Linked DNA regions of Homo sapiens: region 1 is linked to region 2. Evidence: chromatin loops called from intact Hi-C (ENCODE). Cell type or tissue: GM12878. All regions are shown on one strand.

Region 1 (8,000 bases), 320 kb after region 2:
CTTGCAGGTTGTATGGCAAATAGAATTCCCACTTTATGTCCATTTGTTATGCCCATTGTTGTACCTGTTATACAGTGAAATGTCTCAACACTATCACTCTCAACAGCCAGAGGGCAACCATACAGGGCACATAAGTGTTGCAGGGCCCAGATGGTGTGCTGTTGATCAGCCATCCTCCAAGGGTAGGTGAAGAACAGTCCTGTGGCCATGTCCACAGCTGTTAGTGCATGCGTATACCCTTGCAACTTCAGCAGCAACCCAATGTAGTCTACTTGCCACCTTGTCAAGGACACTGACCCTATTGTCACTTGTTGTGTAACACTGGGCAGCTGCCTCCATTTAAGGTATGCGTGAGTACACGCCAGGCACTTCTGACAAGCCTCCCAAATATCTTGTGTGGGCAGGGACAAACCCCAACGCTTATTGACCTGTTGCATCAGTTTACCCACTGCATGTCCCAGTTTCCAATGTAGCCACAAGACCGCATCTCGTGTAGGTACCAACTCTAACCATTGGACCTTGGCTAAGCCCTCAGCCTCATCATTACCAGGGGTGGCCAAAGACATATGGCCTGACACATGATAAATAGTCACATCCTTCTAATGACCTATTTCCCAGAGGTATTTCCACACGGCTTGTCATATGTCAATTGACCCATTTCCAAATGGGTCAGTGGCCAACAAGCCAATTCTGTATTTTCCAAGCGGTTAATTACAAGATTAAGCCTCAATAGATGACCCAGCTATCCACACAGATTACCACAGGAGTCTCCTCTTTGGTGATTACCATCCATGCTGCTCTAAACTCAGCCCATTGGCTACTCTGCCCACACCTGGTTTCAAACCATATAGTGTCAATACTAGGCTGGACTACAACAGTGGTCCAGGCAGCAGTAGCACCTCAGCTAGACCCATCTGTGTACCATGCTCTGTCGGAAATGGGGGGGCACCCTTCTTTGAATGGTGATGGCTCAGGGTCCAAGTGTACCTCAGGCTGACCCATGGCCTTCTCTTGCATTAGGACTATAGGTCCCAAGACCTCTTGCAGCTCTACCGCTAAGGGATTTGTACTCAGAGTACTCTGTTGCTCTAAGTAGACACCCACTTTGCTAAAGTGGATGTCTGCGCCATCCTAGTCCAGGGGGTCATTACCCATGAACGCACCCATCCCACTATGGGGTAAGTCGTACGCATGATGACTGAAGCCTGTCCTGTCACATTCTCACAAGCTTGAAGAGCTGCATATACAGCTGCTAGCTGTTTCTCTATTAAGGAATACCAGAGCTCAGCTGCTTTGCATAGTGGAGACCAAAAGCCTACTGACATTCTCAAGTGCCCCGTGCACTGCCATAAGCCCCAGCAGAAACCATCTGTGGCCACATGCACATCCAGCTCAAACAGATGCCCCTGGTCAACTACCCGTAGGGTTTGTGCCAGCTGAATAGCCCACTTGGCTGTCAGAAAGGTGGTCTCAGTTGCATCATCCCAATCCCAGGTAGTTCCCTTCTTTGTTAATCGATACAACGGTTTTGTCATTTGAGCTAAATGGGGGACAAATGCCCGCCAATATCCCAGAAGGCCCACAGACATTTGTAACTTGTTCACTGTGGTGGGATGAGGATACGCCTGAATTTTAACAATGATAGCCTCTGCGATGGCTTTTGTCTTACCTGACCAGATAGCTCCCAAGAATTTGGCAGATAATCTAGGCCCTTGGACCTTGGACCTTGGATTTCTTGGACCTTGGATTTGTTGACAGCCCAACTACATGCTGCCAAATGTTGCTGCAAGAGGGGTGCCACTGCTTCTAAATCTGCAAGAGAATCAGAGGTTAACATAATATCATCAGTATAATGGAATAGGTGGACCACTTATGGACATTGCCAGATGGCTAAATCCATGGCAACAAGACCATGACGTATGGTGGGGCTATGCACATAGCCCTGCAGCAACACTGTAAAAGTCCATCGTCACCCTTTCCATGTGAAGGCGGACTGGAGTGATGTCAATGTCGATGAAGAAAAATGCATTGGCTAAGTCCACTATATAGTGGTACTGTCCCAGTTCCATCATCAAATGGTCTGTCAAATCCATGATTGATGCAAAGGATGTGTTACTTAATTCCATTCCCGATAGTTCACCGTCATCCGCCAAGTTCCATCAGCCTTTCTAACTGGCCACACTGGAGAACTGTAGGGGCTGTGGATACCACGCACTATCTGCAGCTCCTCCAGCTTTTTGATCGTCTCAGCTATCTCTGTATGCCCACCTGGCAAATGGTATTAATGGGTGGAAGTAACCTGTTGGGGTTGTGGCAGGACATGAGGCTAGTGATGCATATGTCCGCATAGCACCAGCTTCACCACACGCACTCAGAGTCTGAATTCTCTAGCCATGGTTTGTAATACCAGGCCATGTAAAATGTCCACCCACATAATGCATTCAGGTATGGGGGAGACATACATAGTGTATAAGTGAGAAGCCAAGCGGCCAGTGCTGAGGTACAGAGATACAGGTTTCACTTTCACTGACCAGCCTCCATAACCATCAATGTATGTAGCCTTGCCCAGAAACTTATCCAAGTTCCTATAAACAAGGCTACAATCTGCATCAGTATCTACCAGCAGCAACATCTGCTGTACATTGGTGGGGGACCAGAGGATTGCCAACTCCACATGTGGCCTCTGGTCATCTCATGTCCCCGCAAGCAGAGCACATCAGCCAGTTCTCTAATCAAACAGAAAAGGCTCTACATTTCTGTCTGGCTGTAGCAAGTAGTCTATGAGCTGGAGCGCCCAGGCAAGACTGGGTCACACAGCAATGTCCTTCTCCTCCTTGGGCATTTTCTGGAATTGCTGCTCTGGAGACAATTGCCTCCACAAAGTTAATAGTACTTCCGTGGGCTGCTTATCAATTTTCTCTCAGTCAACCCCAGCCAAGATTAAATCTTGGCTCACATCTGTGAGCGTGCCACTCATTGGGGTCCCCTTTTCTTCCATGGGGGAGCCCCCTGCAGGCAGGGCATCTTCCCCTTCTTTAAGGTGTGGACCCCTCAGTCCTGCTGACGGCCCTCTGCTTTCCCAAGAGCTACCATACCAGTGGTCATTTCATGTATGTGGTGCCCTGTGTACAGGGTGAGGACAGCAGCTAGGGAGCCAAAGGCACTCAGAGGTACAGAACCCAACATGAGATCCCTCATTTGGGGCGTGAAACATTCATCATCTGGCCCTTGGGTATTCAGGTCAAACAGCCTGCCGCATACCCATCACCCAGATGACTTGCACCAAATCGACATACGACTGCCATTTACTCACAATTTTGGGTATTTCCCTGGCATTGTTCCACACAGTCCATATGGCTGCTCATAGCAGCCTGAATCAGGATGTGGTCACCTTGCCCTGCTGCTAACTGCCTGCTCACTTGCAACCGCTGACTGAGGGAGGAATGAGTCATGATAGAGGCCAGCTTTTCCATCTCAGAGGCAGAACAGGAGATACTATCTACTCCCTCGTCCCACAGACAAAGCATCCAGGCGGGCAGGGGTTCCCCTAGACGCTGGCGGCACTGCTTGCCTAATTTCCGCAACTCAGTTGGGGTATAGGCAATATATGAAGTGTGTTTTGTTACGATGGGGGGTCCTTGAGCCCGCCCTTGGGATCCCACAGGCTGTTCATGGTCTACTTTCTGACAAACCACTGGGTGAGCCTGCAACAGGGGTTCTTCCTCCTCAGTATCAGATTGAGTGCGGACCTCCAGCCAAGACGGCGGACCCAGGCTTGCATTCATGTCAGACTCTAATTTTTTCTCCAAGCTCTGTAGCGGGGACTCCATGCACCCCGCCTGTGCCTGGAGGTCCCTTACCTGAGCTTTATCCCTCAGGGACTGGGTATGCACTTCTCGTAACACAGTGAAAAATGCCCATCCAACTCTGCTGGCAAAGGTTCGCTCCTTCTCAGTGCTCTGTGCTTCCAGCTGCTTCAGCGCATTTTCCACACTCATGGGTGACCCATCGACCACCACCCAGGTTTCCGCTAGGGCCCATCCTTGCAGCATGGCTACCACCAGGTACCACAACCCATGTTGTGGCCACATGGTCGACCCAGAATCAGTGGTGCCAAGGCTCACTCACCTCGGGATCCTGCCAACTATGCCAAGTGTCAGGTTCTAGCCCAAGCTGAGGTCCAAGGAGAGTGGGTGTGTGAGTGGCAGGTAGCTGAAAGACCGCTTGAGGAATCGTAGGCAGTTGCAACATGGCTTTATTCTCTTTCTGGGTGCAAGCTGTAGGTACAGCATCAGCAGGATAGTTACACCTTTTACAGACAATAGTGGCTCTGATCCAAGCACAAGCTCTCATGAGTGGTTACATGTGCCTTATGTGGTGTGGTTACATAATGTGCACAATTGTGTGCCTGTGCTCCAAACCCACTGAGTCATGCTGTGCCAGAAGGCCACCTAGGCCTACTCCTGACTAAGGCACAGCCATCTCCTTTGGTTTCATACGAATTTTAAAATAGTTTTTTCCAGTTCTGTGCAGAATGTCAATGGTAGTTTAATGGTAATAGCATTGAATCTATAAATTGTTTTGGGCAGTATGGCCATTTTAATGATATTGATTCTTCCTATCCATGAGCATAGGATGTTTTTCCATTTGTTTGTGTCATCACCAGTATCTTTGAGCAGTGCTTTGTAGTTCTCCTTGTAAAGGTCTTTCACTTCCCTTGTTAGCTGTTATTTCTAGGTATTTTATTCTTTTTGTGGCAATTGTGAATGGGAGTTTGTTCCTGATTTGGCTTTTGGCTTGCCTGTTGTTGATGTATAGGAATGTAGTGATTTTTGAACACTGATTTTGTATCCCAAAACTTTGCTAAAGTTGTTTATCAGCTTAAGAAGCTTTTGGGCCAGGCACAGTGGCTCATACGTGTAATATGAGCAATTTAGGAGGCCAAGATGGGTGGATCACTTGAGACCAGGAATTTAAGATCAGCCTGGCCAACATGGCAAAACACTGTCTCTACTAAAAATACAAAAAAAAAAAAAAATTAGCCGGGCATGGTGGCATACGCCTGTAATTCCAGCTACTCCGGAGGCTGAGGCATGAGCATCATTTGAACTTGGGAGGTAAGGGTTGAAGTTAGCTGAGATCACGTCACTGCACTGCAGCCTGGGTGACAGAGCAAGACTCTGCCTCAAAAAAGAAAAAAAGAGAAGCTTTTGGGCTAAGACTATTCAGTTTTCTAGATATAGAATCATGTCATATGCAAACAGGCATAGTTCGATTTCCTCTCTTCCTATTAGAATGCCCTTTATTTCTTTCTCTTGCCTGATTGCTCTGGCCAGAATTTCTAATACTTTGTTGAATAGGAGTGGTGAGAGGGGGCATCCTTGTCTTGTGCCAGTTTTCAAGGAGAATGCTTCCAGCTTTTGCCCATTCAGTATGACGTTGGCTGTGGGTTTGTCACATATGGCTCTTATTATTTTGAGGTGTGTTCCTTCAATACCTAGTTTATTGAGAGTTTTTAACATGAGGGATGTTGAATTTTGTTGAAAGACGTTTCTGCATCTATTGAGATAACTACATGGTTTTTGTCTTTAGTTATGTTTATGTGATGAATCACACTTACTGATTTGTGTGTGTGGTACCAACCTTGCACCCCAGGGATGAAGCCTACTTGATCGTGGTGAATACATTTTTTAACGTGCTGTTGGATTTAATTTGCAAGTATTTTGTTGAGGATTTTTTATCTATATTCTTCAAGGATATTGGCCTGAAGTTTTTCTTTTTTTGTTGTATCCCTACCAGGTTTTGGTAACAGGGTGATGCTGGCCTCACAGAATGACTTAGGGATTTTTCTGAACAGTTTCAGTAGGAATGGTACCAGCTCTTCTTTGTATATATGGTAGAATTCAGCTATGAACCCATCTGGTCCTGGCCTTTTTATGGCTGGTAGACTATTATTGCCTCAATTTCAGATCTCATTATTGGTCTATTGAGGGATTCAGTTTCTTCCTGGTTCAGTCTTGGGAGGGTGTATGCATCCAGGAATTTATCCATTTCTTCTAGATTTTCTAGTTTATGTGCACAGAGGTGTTTATAATATTCTCTGATGGTTGTGTGTATTTCTGTGGGGTCAGTGGTAATATCCCCCTTATGATTTTTTATTGTGATTATTGGAATCTTTTTTTTTCTTCTTTATTCATCTAACTAGTGGTCCATCTATTTTATTATTATTATTATGTTTTTTTTTTTTTCAAAAAACCAGCTCCTGGATTTGTTGATCTTTAGAATGGTTTTTTGTGTCTCTATCTCCTTCAGTTAAACTCTGATTTTAGTTATTTCTTGTCTTCTGCTAGGTTTGGGATTTGTTTGCTCTTGGTTTTCTAGTTTTTTTCAGTTGTGACATTAGGTTGTTAACTTGAGATCTTTCTAGCTTTTTGATGTGGGCATATCTTGCTATAAATTTCTTTCCCAATACTGCCTTAGCTGTGTCTCAAAGATTCTGGTACATTGTATCTTTGCTCTTATTCGTTTCGAAGAACTTCTTCATTTCTGCCCTAATTTCATCATTTACCCCAAAGTCATTCAGGTGTAGGTTATTAAGTTCCCATGTAATGGTATGGTTTTGAGTGAATTTCTTCATCTTGAATTCTTATTTGATTGTGCCATGGTCTGAGAGACTGTTTGTTATGATTTCAGTTCTTTTGCATTTGCTGAGGAGTGTTTTATTTCCGTTTATGTGATTGATTTTAGAGTAAGTGCTATGTGGTGAGAATAATATATATTTGGTTGTTTTGGGGTAGAGAGTTCTGTAGATATTTATCGGGTCCATTCGATCCAGAGCTGAGCTCAGGTCCTGAATATCTTTTTTAATTTTCTTTCTCAATGATCTGTCTATTATTGTTAATGGGTGTTAAAGTCTCCCACTATTATTTCGTGGGAGTCTAAGTGTCTTTAAATGTCTCTAAGAACTTGCTTTATGAATCTGGTTGCTCCTGTATTGGATGCATATATATTTAAGATAGTTAACTCTTCTTGTTGAATTGAACCTTTTACCATTATGTAATGCCCTTCTTTGTCTTTTCTGATCTTTGTTGGTTTAAGTCTGAAGAAAACTAGTCTCTATTTTGAGCCTCTGTCCTGAGTTCTCACCTCAGTAATCTACTTCCACAGCAATTGTTCCCAGAGTGGCTTTCATCAAGCTACTTTATCTTTTTGAGCCCCAAGCCTTAGATTCTCATCTGTGAAATTAACATATTTCTTTTAAAAATATAATAAACTTTGGTTTTAAAATAGTTTTAGATTTACAGAAAAATGTAGCAGAAAATACAGAATGCTCTTATATACTTCTCCCCTGTACTCACATTCTTCCATTAGTAACATCTTGCATTAGTGTGGTGCATTTGTGACAATTAATAAAATAATATTAATATATATTATAAAGTGAAGTTCATAGTTTACATTAAGGTTCACTCACTACTGGTCTTTTTATTCTCTTTATAGTTTTGCCTTTTTCAGAGTGTCACGTAGTTGGAATAATACAGGAAGTAGCCTTTCAGACTGATTTCTTTCACTTAGCAATATTCATTTAAAGTTTCTTCATATCTTTTTGTGACTTGATAACTCATTTCTCTTAATCACTGAATAAGATTCCATCGTAGGGATGTCCCACAGTTTGTTTATCCATTTATCTATTGAAGGACATCTCAATTGCTTCCAAGTTTGGGCAATTATGAATAAGGCTGCTAAAATACACATGTGTAGGTTTTATGTGGAAATAAGTTTTCAACTCAACTGGGTAAATACCTAGGAGCAGGTATATGGTAAGATTATGTTTACATTTATAAGAAACTGCCAAACTGCCTTCCTAAGTGGCTCTACCATTTTGCACTCCTCCCAGCAATGAATGGAAGCTCTTACTGCCACTCATTCTCTCCAACAATTGGTATTGTGAGTGCTTTAGATTTTGGGCATTCTAGTAGGTGTGTAGTAGCATCTCATTGCTG
Region 2 (8,000 bases):
GTATTAAAACTAGATGATTTATAAATGTGCTTACTGATCAAAAACCACATCGAGTTTTTTATTGTATATATCTATGGGGTTCATTGTCATATATATATATATATATAGATATACACACACACACATACATACATCATGGAATGATTAAATTGAGCTAATTAACACGTCAATCACCTTACATGCTTGTCATTTTTTTTGTTTGTTTGTGGTGAGAACACTTGAAGGCAAGTAACACTAAATTCACTCTTTAGGCTAAACTTTTAGAGTAAAATCTATTCTTTTAGCAACTAGAAATATACATTATTATTAACTATAGTCACCATGCCATTCAATAGTTCAATGAAACTTTTTTCTCCTGTCTAAATAAGATTTTGTGCCCTTTGCCAAACATCTCCCGTTTTCCTGTACCCTCCTCCATCACATGAGTGGGGAGCCTGAGATGGAGTGTTGAGATAGGGCCATAGGAGTAGTGTTAAAGGTGGGCTAACAATACCAGAGGCTCCAATATTGCTTCTTTCATTGTGTTTTGATAACATAATCTCAGAAAGAACCTAGAACTTAAGAGCTACGTAGAAATTTACTTACAGAACATTCCTGTTAGTTTACACAGAAGGAAATTGATCAAATCATACAAGCATTTGGACATCAATTAGGATGAGAAGCAGGACATATTAGTGATCTTTCCAGGGTACTACATTATACCCCAAGATGTACAAAGTTTCATGCTTCCATAGCAACTGGGAGTTATCTAAGACCAAAATATATCATCAATTTCCTCTCTGGAGAAGAACACTGCTTTTCATTAAATAGCCTAGAATCTCCTTTGGAAAGCAGGTAAACATAAAATTAACCTGCATTAATTGGAGGTAATGTGTTTCTTTCATTAAAATAATACCAATGACAAAATCATTTCACATGCTTTGAGAGGAATAAAATATCACTCAGGTTGCAATTATCTGTGAAGTACAGTCATTTCCTAGCCAGACCTTAAGGGAAATTGATTGTTTCTTTATGTCCTTTGTTTATACATATTTCTTAGACTTAATGGCTGACAAGTGACCATTTCATTACCATAAGATGCCTCTCTGTTTTCCAGAGCTGATTCTTCCTTTACTTTTGCTTAACAGTAGCAATAGTGTTCATAATTAGATGCACCTTGGTTTTCAATCCCAAAGTGACTTTGCAGATTGCTTCATGACAGCATCCCAGTTTCTCATTTTACTGTTAGTAAGAGACCATGCACATTTGCTGAAATGCACATCACAAATGTTTGTCCTGTTTTCACCCAGAGGTAAGTGAAAAATGTGTCTGTTTTCCCAAGCCAAGAAGAAGAGGGGAGAATCATGGCTGTGCACACCTCAGATTTATGGTCCAAGGAACTCTCACTTGCCTAGTAGTTATTTTGGTCTAGGGAAGGCCCCTGTTCATATTTCCTTCTTCCTGGACCTACACCAATTTGAGCAGCTATCAATCCACAGAATAGAAGGTACTCAGGAATTTTTTTTAATGTCACAATGGTTAATAGCATGGATATGGAAACAAAACAAGCTTAGTTTGAATCCTAGCCTATGTAACTTCGTGTGAAGTATTTTACTTTGTGTATCCCAGTAACCTCATCTTTAAAAATCGAGATATTAATTGTTCCTACCTCATCAGCTTCTTGTGATAATTAAATCAAGTAAAATTTAATTACAAGTAAAATAAATATTAACTTACATTTAGTTTTTTGCTTAGGACAGTGTATATCACATAGTAAAAACACAAAGCAAATTAGCTATTAGTATTGGTTCTTGTCATTCATAGGCTTTCTTTCACCACTCTAGATACCCATGGTTACATGCCTTGTCCTCAATGTGGTTTCATGGTTTTACAACCTCCAGGACCATGTACCACCTCTAAGCTGTAGATACAGGGAATAATATCCTGGAAAGAAAAACAGCTGTCTGTTATTAGTGGAGAACAGGATAGACCTCTGCTGCTCCCTCCCAGAAATTAGAAAAAAAGCATGGCATTCTTCGTTATCCAAAAAGCATGGTGAAACACAAGCAGGAGCACTTAATAGCAACAGTAAACATGTACCTAGCTGACAGGTGCTTGTCTAAGAATTTGACTCACTATTACACTATAAGGCTGGTAGTATTAGCATCCACATTTTACAGAGAGAAAGGGGCAAAGCATCTTACTCAGGGTCACAAAGCTGAAAATTGAGACAGCCACAATTGCTTATTTTTATTTTTATTTTTTGAGGCAGGTTCTTGCTCTGTTATCCAGGCTGGAGTGCAGCAGTGGATAACTCACTGCAGCTTCCAACTCCTGGGCCCAAGTGATCCTCCCACCTCAGCCTCCCCAGTAGCTAGGAATATAGGCACACACCATCATGCCTGGCTAATTTTTTATTTTTTGTAGGGATGGGACCTCATTATGTTGCCCAGGCTGTTCTTGAATTCCTGGCCTCAAGCAATCCTCACACATTGGACTCCCAAAGTGCTAGGATTACAGATGTGAGCCACCATGCCTGGCCCTGAGAGCCAGGATTTGAACCTGGGTATCTCAGGTTCATAGTCTGGCTCTTTATCACTCTATTATATAGTCTTTCATTGTAAACATTCTCCAAGTAAGCCTGAGATAATCTGCTACAAAAGAATAGTCATGAATATAAGAGGCATATAAATTTTTATGTACCATATAGGAGGTTTTCACAAGGACATCTAACCTTCTCAGTGGAGAGAGTTATTTATAGAATATTTATTGAAGCCCTACTATGTACTAGGAACTATCCTAAAGACTGGGAATAAAATAATTAAGGACATCGCCTATTCCCTCATAGAGCTGACATGCTCCTGGGGAAGAGAAACACTAATCAAGTAAACAAAGTAATTTCAAAAATATAATAAAAACATGTAAGAGGTTATAAAGTGAATAGAAATTGTAATTCTATGCTAGAATGGTAAAAGAGATATGTTTGATTATAATTACTTGAGAGGAAAAGTAGATAAAACCCATAATGAAAGACCCCCACCATTTCTACCTTGTCCCTCCCTTTTCAGGGGACCAGAGTTTAAGCCTGTCCCCATATGAGCCATTGATACCTGAGTCACCTAGACCCAGCCCATTAAACCCTTCTGTAAGTGCACCAGTAACTGTAGGTAGAAAAATGCAGCTGACACTCACAGCCTGAAGTGATGACATTTATAAGACCCTAGTCAGCAATGATGGGGTTATAGACTTAATAAGTTCAACAGGGAGATGACAGTGGGTGATGGGGAGGAAGGGAGGGATAATAGATGAATTGGTGACAAAGAGAAAAGGCTTCAGAAAGAAAATCATAAAAAGAGGAACTGAGAGGCCAATATGAGGCAATTGTCAAAAGCCTGGGGAGAATTGTTGACAAATCATAGTCTGTGTTTCTTCAAGTGTGATTCAGGCTCCCTGGGGGTTCCCAAGACACTTTCAGGAAGTCTGTAAGGGCAAAGCTATTTTTATAGTAACATTAAGATGTCATTTGGTTTTTGTTTTTTTTTCACTCTTATTCTCTCTCAGGTATGTAGACTCATTGGTAAGGTTTCAGATTCTATATTGCAACTAACCTTTAGGAAACTTGTTGAGTTTTGGTGTAGTATCAAAGCAGTATATCCAGTTATCTGAGTGGTCTAAGTTATTGTTAATCCATTCAAGGTGCTATAATAGAATACCGTGGCTGGGTAGCTTATAAACAATAGAATTTATTTGTCACAGTTTTGGAGGCTGGGGAGTAGAAGATCAAGGTGGCGCAGACTTGGTGTCTGGTGAAAGCCCTCTTCTGGAAGCTGTGTTCTCACATGGTGGAAAGGGGTGAAGGAGGCCTCTGGGGTCTCTTTTATAGGAGAACTAATACCACATAGGGGAACTAATTATCTACCAAAAGACTTAGCTCCTAATACCATCATACTGGGGGTAAGGCTTTCAACATACACTTGTACATCTCAAATATGAGGATCTGAAATTGAAAATGCTCCAAAATCTGAGATTTTTGAGTGTTAACATAATGCTCAAAGGAAATGCTCATTGGAGCATTTCAGATTTCATATTTTCAGATTTGGGACGCTCAACCAGTAAGTATAGTACAAATATTCCAAAATAAAAAGAAAACCTGAAATCTGAAACAATTCTGGGTCCAAGTGTTTTGGATAAGGGATGTTCAACCTGTATAAATTCTGAGGAGACACACTCAGTCTACTGAACTTACTAAAACACACCTCCCTATTCTAACTACATAACTTTGTGAGTCTAGATTTTTCTCTCTTTAACAACCAAAATAACATTTTAACAAATTGAATATAGGAGCAGATATGAGGTTCTAGTTGTCTCCTCTTAAGTCAGACATTAAAGGGATTTACAAAAATGTAAAATAATGACTTTCTTATTAGTAAATTTTTATTTGGAATACAGTTGTTTTTCATTAAAAATGTTATCTATGTTAATATATAATAGAATTATTATTTTAAAATAAATACATATTTTAAATATTTCTCAGTTTTAATCTACTGTAATAAATATTGAGAGGTATGAGTCACATAAACAAAATCTCTTAAGGGTCCTCAATAATTTCTTAAGAGTTTTAAGGGACCCTAAGTTTGAGAACTGCTTATTTAGACAATTTGCTTCCAACTTTGTTCAATATGAGAAAGTTAGGAAGCTAGAAAGTATATAATCTTTGGAGCAATTGCTCAGTCTCTTTCATTAAAAATCTGCTTAAACCATGTGACAGATTGCATTGTCCCAAAATGGCCACATCAATAATTTTGGTCCCACAAAATTCTCAGAGTTTGAATATTCCTCCAAGTAAGAGGTACTTTCTAGTTCCCTCACCTAATTTGGGCCACGCTTAGTGGCTCATTTGCAATTTGTGTACTGTAGCAGAGGCAGTGCTGTATGCCTTCCAAGGGTGAGTCTAAAAATAATACAAATTAAACCCAGCTCTCTATCAGGACATGTGTTTTGAGAGATTAGAGTCCACAGTTAAGAAGCCCAGGTACTCCAAAGATGCCATCCTGGAGAGATTATTTTGAGGTGATCACATAAAGGTAGAGAGAGTTGCCTGTGGCTCCCTACCTATTCCATATTCCAACTGCTACAGTCCTCTCAGCATCAACCTCCAGACACAAGAGTAACTAAACTTCAGATGATCCAAACCATCATCCTTTAAGCCACCTCAACTGACCCAAGATTAAGCAGAGAGGAGCTATCCCCAACAAGTCTTACCCAAATTGTGGATTGATGAGCAGAATAAATATTGCCATTGTTTCAAAACACTAATGTTTGGAGTTATTCATTACACAGCAATAGTAACTGGAGCAAATACTCTCTTCAGGGCATTAGGATTTGTCTCAGGAAAAGGTGGAGTATATTATACCCACAACAGATAGTGAATGGGTATTCACTTATCCTGTGATCATCCTCATTAAAGACCATGGAAAGAAAATAACTTCATCCCAGAGACAACTACACAGAGGAAGAAACAATGAAGTCTAGTCCTCACCTTCCCCATCTCAAGAAGATCACTAGAAGTTTACCATACAAAACAAAAGAAGGAACACGTCAAATTCAGTTACAGAACCAATGAAGATTATCTGATGGAAGAAAAGGAGAAAAGAGAAAGGTAAACTAGTACAAAGATTAATTATTTTAATAAACAGTATACAAGTTATACATATATTACTTTATATTTTGTATTAATTATATTATATAATAATTAATTATATTATATTAATAGCCAACTATACAGGGAAGATATTATTCCTCTTTTGCAGGTAAGAGAACATGTGATACTCAGGGCTGTTAGGCAATTTGCCTGAAGTCGCACAGCTACAGCTCATACTCAGGTCTGTCAGATTCCAAGCCTTACAGGAAGCTGTTTTCTTCCATCTGGAACTCTGGATTTTTCTGCTACATTAAAATAAATGCATCTCTCTCTTTCAAACATAATAATAATTCTGCAAGTGTTCATGCTCTAAGCTAAGATATGGGAATAGAAAATATAACAAACTTTAAAGGTAACATTTCTGCTTCTCTCTCGGGAGAAAACTGTCTTTGTGGTACCATATGAAGCCCTGGCTAACGGCAGGTGTCATTAGGGACAGGATGGAATGAGGAGGACGTTAACAATTTACTATAAATGATTTTTCAATTGAAGAAAAACAGGAAATATGCCAGAAGGCTGTGGATCAGAGGTCAACACCTGCTCCTCCCTGTGCGTGTCCACAGACTCTGACATCTCATCTGCTGGGAAATCAGAAGTACCAAGCTGCCAGCCAAGCCAGGGAGCACTAGAGCCTTTCTGCCAGTGTCTGCCAGGTCTTAGCCTCCCTAATGCCACTCAGTGGTATCATGCTCCTTGAAACGACTCACATACCTCCTTGCTTTGTGGCAAAATGAAGGCCAAGTGCAACTTTATCCGGGAAGCAGATGCCTTGATGTTTCTGGTACTTGTCATAAGTGACATATGTATTACTTCATTTGCAAATGAGCACTCACAGGAGTCTTTGGGAATGGAGGAGAGGAGTGTCCTTTGGTAAAATGCTTCAATATTCAGCAAATTTTGAGTACTTACTGTGTCTAGGAGCTGTTATTTATTGATGAGAATTGGCTTAGGATTCTACTTTCTAGTGGATGATTTTTTTTAATCCAAATTTCTAGATGAACAACAAGCATTCTAATTGTCTCCATAAGCCTGCAATAGAGAATTCTCTCATCCTACATTCATTATTAAGAAATCCTTCCTGCTTCCATAAACTCAAGGACTTACGTCCTGTACCACTCTTCCTAAATAGAAATTAAAACCTAAGGCCATGAACTTGAAGACATATATCTGGTTTCTATACTGCTGTGAATTTTTTGAGCCTCAATCCCTCTCTAACTTTGAGGAAGCTCTATTTCTCATTACAATGGATTTCTCCATCTTGATCTTGAGCTTAATTTATTTTTAATTTTTTTAATCATGTAATATTTAATTATTATTTAAATCATTTTATTAATCATTTTTAAAGGGACATTAGCTCAGGCTGCTCCAAGGAGGAGGATATATGAAAACACGCTGTACCTTTCATTTTTTTACAACTTTACAGTAAATCTAAAATTAGTTTTTCAAAATTAAAAGTTAAAAACATTCAAATTGCCATTCTTCTGGATTTTACAGTCTATAAGAAAAGATCATAGGCTTTGGGATTAAGCAATCTCAAACCTGATTCCATCTGTTATTAGTTATGTGACTTAAGGCAAGTCACTTAACTTTGTTGAGCCCCATTTTTTTTTGTTGAATAGACAACCTAGCACATGGGTCTATCACAAGTTAAAAGTAGGCAAGATGTAATAAAATAGAGTTCATTTATCATTTCCTCCATCTCTGTACTTTATTCAAAAAAGTTGATAAATTAAAAATTACTGCTAAATTTGCATATTCTCTTATTAATAGTTGTTTACTGAGCTTAGAAATATGCATTATCTGACTGGGTAGTCTAAAGCAATCAAGCACGATTAAAGAAAGGGTTGTTCAGCTGGTTATCAGATAATTCTGAAGCCAGGTGTTGCACATGATCCTTACTTGGAGCCATCTGATCCATTGCCACATAGTTCATTGTCAAGCCAATTTCACCAGCTTGACATATATATGCTGTTAATCATAAAGAAGATCAAGTGAAAGAAAGTAGTGATTGCCATCATTAATGGAATAAAACCAGCACTAAAGTCAGGGCACATAGTAAATTTTTAACAATCTTGTTTGAGATTTCAACTGTTGGATGATCAGATCTTGAGACTGTTTAACACTTGGCGTATCTGTGAGTTTATTGTTCATTTGCTCAGTGTTTTCCATGATGGTATGGAGCTAGATAGGCTTGAAATTGAGGGTAAAAAGAATCAGTTCAGGAAATAAAGTAAATGACTCAAATTTCACTTTATGATCTAAGACTGGTTCTCCAACTTCATCGTGCATCAGAATTAACTAGAGAGCTTGTTAAAACATG

What was found. Peaks named below come from ENCODE experiments on the same cell type or tissue, not always from the same donor. Only the 100,000 strongest peaks of a DNase experiment are listed, where the experiment ranks them.
Region 1: it touches region 2 in a loop (10-fold over the local background); 1 of 110 quality-filtered maps calls a loop at or near these places.

Annotation. Positions count from the first base shown.
Region 1 is chr2:199,225,936-199,233,935 of GRCh38, forward strand. No RefSeq gene overlaps it. Among named protein-coding and RNA genes, the nearest start is that of SATB2, 230 kb to the right of the region's middle. In GM12878, no CTCF peak of the experiment used is centred here; a DNase peak (open chromatin) is centred at 3,386.
Region 2 is chr2:198,910,498-198,918,497 of GRCh38, forward strand. No RefSeq gene overlaps it. Among named protein-coding and RNA genes, the nearest start is that of LINC01923, 540 kb to the left of the region's middle. In GM12878, no CTCF peak of the experiment used is centred here; a DNase peak (open chromatin) is centred at 3,394; H3K27ac peaks cover 399 bases.